Linked DNA regions of Homo sapiens: region 2 is linked to region 1. A link is a contact called in ENCODE Hi-C or POLR2A ChIA-PET data. All regions are on one chromosome and are shown on one strand. The core of a region is the stretch at or near the end of the contact, and the rest is flanking DNA. Distances in the headings are between cores, read along the strand shown.

Region 1 (2,702 bases), core at 141-2,640:
GGCACTGTGGTGATATAACAAATGAATCACAACTTCTGCCCTCCAGGCACTCATGTATGATGGCAAAAGGCACCACTTAGGGTGGCCAGGCAGTTGTTTGGGCAAGAGGAGGCAAGAATTTAAATTAGAAGGCAACGGTGGGAGTGTAAAGCAGGAATATTTAGCCTCAGCTGGACTGAGAGTATGTGATATCACAGAAGTGGATTCTTGACCTTTCAAGCCCGCACTACTGAGAGAAGAGCAAGGTGGATTGGCAGAGGATGCACTTAAAGTGGATTGACAAAACGTCGTATCTTCCTTATCCTGCTTCCAAATAAGCCTCTAAGAAAGGTGGCAGCATGATGTGGTGGAAAAAGCATCAGGCTAGGATCTGAGCCATCTGAGTTTCCATCAAGGCACTACCATTTGTGATATCCTCCACCCTGCCCCGAACCAATCATACAACAAAGCCTTGGCCTTCACTCATTTATCCCACAGGTAATCTCTGAACACCTTTCTTATGCAGGCACCACACTAAGCACTGGGGGTACAGATGTGTCGTGAAGAAATAATATCCCTGCTCTAATGGAGCTTGTAGCCTAATAGGGAAGTCAGACTTTACTCATAAACTGTCCATTCCAATCATGACATACAGTATAGTAGTAAGAGAATGGACTCAGACCCAGAATACGTGGGTTCAAACCCTGGCTCTGCTACTACCAGCTGTGTCACCAAAGGCAAGTTTTACTTAACCTGTGTCTTTTCTCATCTGTCAACTTGGTGTAACAACAGTTAATATTCAACAGTGATTGATATGATATATGTAAAGTAGCAGAAGAGTGGTAAGCGCTATCTGGGTGTTTGCAATGCATACCTACCGCTATTACTGATCATTCCCAGTAACGCATTCAGCCACCTGAGTCCATACTCACCGCTTGCTCATTCCTCATCCCGATGTACTTGATGCCTAGCTGCTGGGCAGCAATGGCGATTTCGGTCACTGGGATGCCTACGATGCCAAATATGTACTCCACATCCTGAGGAACGAAGAACAGGGGAGTAAACTCCCAAGGCCCCACCATATCGCCACATCCTTCCCTCCCTCCCGGGCGCTAAAAGGAAAACCCCCCGACCCCCATCGCCCATTTCTACTCGTCTCCAAGACAACATCGCGGTCCCCGCCAGCTTCCGTAGGAGCCTTTCATTCCAGGAAGGTCCATCGTACTTGCGTTTTCAGGGCCTGAGCGATGACTTTAGCACCAGACACCTGCTCCTCGCTGCGCTCTGCGAAGTTACTGTCCGGCATCTTCCACCGAAAAGCTCTAAGCACTCACGCAGCCGGCAAACAAGCGGAATCATCCAGCAAGGCAAACGCGAAATCGGCAGCACGCCACCTCTGGTACTGCACCTCTGACGGACAGGAGGGCAACCAACTGCCTTAAACAACGGGAAGGAAGAGGCGGTCTAAATTCGTCCACTTCCCGGGAGAGGTGAGAATGTAAACACGCGCGTTCTCCAATCAGAACTGCGCTCTCTTCTCGGCTCCTCCATTCGCGCGCCAGAATGCCAGAGGGAGGCGGGACTAGCAGGAGATTGCTGCCTATGCAAAGCAGGTAAGAAGCCGAACTCTGAGGCCTCTCGCCATTGTCTCCGAGTCGGCCAGCTGGAGCGTTTTCGGGGCTGTAAAGGGAGAATGGCGCATGCGCATATTCAGGGCGGAAGGCGCGCTAAGAGCAGGTACGGAGGGGGCGTGGTGCGGCGCGGAGGGGGTGTGGTAAGGGCGTGCGGTCCAGACCCCGCCCCGGGCGCCCAGTTGGACTTGGGGAGGGCTGCGCAAAGGCTGCCGGGAGCTGGGAAGCCCGGCGCGCGTCGTTTGCTGGGGCTGTTTGTGCGTTGCTGCTGTGCTACCGCGTTGCGTTTTCTAGGCATTTACTTACACGCTTTGTGGTTTACGCTCTCATAACCTTGTGGTTTTATAGTCCTTAAATTATTGTAGCGCACGTTACTTAAATCCAGAAGCAGATGTGTACCCCAGCAAGAGATAAAATGACGCTCAGAGTCAGTAGATCCAGACCGTGCCTGAGATCCTGAATCCTGTTTCCTACCCACTATTCAGCCATTGGGTCACAAGCGATGAAAAGAGCACCTTGAAGGTAGTATAGAGCACTGTTTTCTCCAGCCCTTGCTACTAATCCATATTACTCTCCGCTAATATCTTTCCAAAATTAGGAACTATGGCGTTTCATAATTCTTAGGTTGGGTCCCTACCTACAACCAGCCCTGCACCCGATAGCCTTTTAAAACATTTTTGTGTGAAAATCGTTTGCAATGTGCAATATCTGAAACTACTGCCTTGGAGTCATTAGACCCTCTGCTCAGTGACAATAAACATAAAATTTCCAATTGTAATAAACAGTGGAACTTTTAATTTTTTGAGGATTTGGAGTCATTTTAAGCAAAAAGAACAGTGATAAGTGGACAGTAAAGAGATGAGAGGGGAGTGGGTCATGGGTAGTGAAATGAGTGAGAAGCACTGGAAGTGAAACGATTTCTAAACCCAGACATTTTCAAACTGTAGTCCTGGGTCTTTTCAAAAGGTCTTCCCCTCTTTTTCTCAACCCCTCAACCCCACCCCAAGCAGAGGAGAGTGAAGTGGTTGCCTCCCTGCATATGTGGACGGTGTTAGTCCATTTTCATACTGCTATAAAGAAATACCCAAAACT
Region 2 (2,702 bases), core at 203-2,702, 710 kb after region 1:
AAGCTATAGCAAATGGATGACTGGGTGAGTCACTGGAATGATGGATCTTAGGGGCCCAGGGGTAGCAGAGTGGGAAAGGCTGCACCCATGCTCTGGAGGGTAGGAGGATTGTTATATGGGACTCACAGCACAAACACGTGTGGATGCAGTGATTGTCAAATGATCCAAGGGCATGTCTTGTTGCTCCTATTTTTTTTTTCCTGTCTGAATGGAAAACAGCAATTTCCTCCATTCCTGGTTATTGCAGATGATCTGATAATTTAACCTGAGAGCCGTTATTTCATCTTATTTTATTTTAAAACTCAAAAGAAGTATACTGTTCTCATCTTAAACAGTGAGATGTCTGGTCTTTAATATTACTCTTTCTTAACATACAATAAGCTAGCAGTGTGGTGATGACATGTAGATACCTCCTAATGTGCCATAAAATCAAGGCATGCATTTTAAAATGTTTCGTGCCCAGAAATCCAAACTTTTATAGTTGTTGAGCAGCCATCTTCATATGGTCTGTTCTGAATTCTTAAAACCTGCAGGAGCTCATCAGCCTAACCTGGCCCCTTCCAGCTCATCCCCATGTCCTATTTTGCTATATTTGAGCATAACAAGATTTTATCTCTTCCTTTTTAAAAATTAATTACCTAATAAATATGACCAAAAATTGTTAAATAATTTTTTAATTACCTAATAAATGTGACCACAAATATTAAATAAAATTATATAGATTAAAATGCTGACGTTCTCTTCTCCCCCATCCTATTCCCTTGCCTAGAAGGAACTTCTGTATAAAAAACTTGCTGGGTATCCTTTTAGAAATTTTATGGTATATTAATCTTGTATACATATACAACTGTGGGTACCTATACAACTATGTCTCTCTTTCTTTTAATACACTTCAAATTCTTGCTATATACCATAATATACTTAACCATATCTCCATGATGGACATTTAAATTGTTTGGAGTTTTTGGCTATTACAAGCAATATTGCAGTAAACCTGTTTGTATAATTTTTCTGCACATACTCCTGTAGAATTACTAGAAGTGCCATTTCTGAATAAAAAATTGACTAGTATTACCAAGTTACCCTATAAAATGCCTAATCAGTTTATATTCTAACAGGGTATGAAAGTGCCCATTTCTAGCCAACATTAGATACCCTCAGTCTCATACTTAAGTATTTTTTTTCCCCTAATCAGTTAGATGAAAGGTGATTTTTTTAACTAACAATTTTCTGATTGAATTTTCTGATTGTTCCGTAGGCCTGTCTGTCTTTTCCCCTAATCAGTTAGATGAAAGGTGATTTTTTTAACTAACAATTTTCTGATTGAATTTTCTGATTGTTCCGTAGGCCTGTCTGTCTTAGAGACTATAGAAGCCCAGAGAGAAGAAACAAAAAATGAGGCAGATTGGTTGGCTGTGTGGGATGGTGGGAGGAACATGACACCAGGCTTCAAGAGACCTAAATCATGCCCATTCTACAACTTGTTTCCTGTGTGACTCATTCCACCTCTCTCTGAAACCTGCTTTCCTTATCTGTCGCTGTGGGTAGGACTATGCAATTTAAAATTGCTTTCAGCTTTACCTTTCTATAATTTCATGATAGAAAAATGGGCCTTAGAGATCAAGGTTGACTGTACTGAGAGATGTCTAAGGAGTATCTTAACTCTCTTCAAATATTTGATTGATTCTTGGGATGACTATTGTTTGTATCTCTGGGGTTGACAGAATAAGAAGACATTGTCTTGGACTGAAGCAAGGGAAAAGTTTGGTTTGATACAGGGGACTTTTGGACTATACTGCTGATTAAATTCTGGAGTCAGGGCTCAAGAGAAATAGTGGAATTACCGTTAGTAAGAAATAAAACTGACATTTGCCCATTGGGGCTTAAGGTGTACTTGACTGAGACAGGGACTGGATTGATAGTTCCCCAGGTTCATAAAAAGGAAGTGTTTTAGACAGTTATTAACTTACGCATTTTGTGGACCTAGAAACTGGTAAGTTTGCTAGTTGTTCTTTCTTCTAAGTTGATTCTCTTGTTTTTTTTTCATTGAACAATCAACAAGATAGGAGGTACCCAGGACTGAAGGTTCATGAAATCAGAGGTCCATTATAGGAAGCATTTTAATGCTCACCCTAATAAGTGAAATATATTTCTTACTATCTTTAAGCCTTTATATTATTTAGAGGCCACAGAAAAATCCAAATCCAAACTGAACTTAATGACTAGTGAGCAACACATTTAAATACACAAGTTTTACCACATTAAAGGATGAAAAGCCAGTCAGCAACATGGGATCATGTTTTAAAACTGTCTCTGGATGAATGAATATCTCTACTCTTTCTTCAAGACCCAGTCCCTACAGTTGACAACCAGGGTGGTTCTCCACCAATTCCTGGCTCAGGGCTTTGCTGGAATTGCCAACATTACCATTAGAAATCATTTGGGGCTGGGCGCGGTGACTCACGCCTGTAATCTCAGCACTTTGGGAGGCCAAGGTGGGCAAATCACCTGAGGTCGGGAGTTCAAGACCAGCCTGACCAACATGGAGAAACACTGTCTTTACTAATAATGTAAAAATTAGCCGGGCGTGGTGGTGCATGCCTGTAATCCCAGCTACTCGGCAGGCTGAGGCAAGAGAATTGCTTGAACCTGGGAGGTGGAGGTTGTGGTGAGCCGAAATTGTGCCATTGCACTCCAGCCTG

Evidence for each region. Hi-C counts contacts between places; a loop is a spot of excess contacts on that map. ChIA-PET counts read pairs that join two places held with the same protein, here RNA polymerase II (POLR2A). Pooled maps may share reads with other maps.
Region 2: a loop to region 1 is called in a pooled map, with 7 times the contacts of the local background. The contact joins the enhancer-like site here to the promoter of HACL1 in region 1. A Hi-C loop is called at or near these places in 6 of 50 pooled maps. POLR2A ChIA-PET finds 5 or more read pairs at or near these places in 4 of 52 experiments (OCI-LY7, T-cell, activated T-cell and 1 more).

Annotation. Positions count from the first base shown.
Region 1 is chr3:15,600,179-15,602,880 of GRCh38, forward strand. HACL1 (2-hydroxyacyl-CoA lyase 1) reads right to left here and starts at 1,391. Exons shown (of 17, transcript NM_012260.4): 1 at 1,205-1,391; 2 at 912-1,016. The coding sequence starts at 1,285. BTD (biotinidase) reads left to right here and starts at 1,567. Exons shown (of 4, transcript NM_001370658.1): 1 at 1,567-1,716. RefSeq lists an enhancer at 1,296-1,938 and a silencer at 1,780-1,839.
Region 2 is chr3:16,308,264-16,310,965 of GRCh38, forward strand. It overlaps a transcript of OXNAD1 not described here. Among named protein-coding and RNA genes, the nearest start is that of OXNAD1, 44 kb to the left of the region's middle. Within about 2 kb of position 1,453, at least 4 of the 41 ENCODE cell types and tissues checked have a DNase peak (open chromatin) inside an H3K27ac peak, as active enhancers do.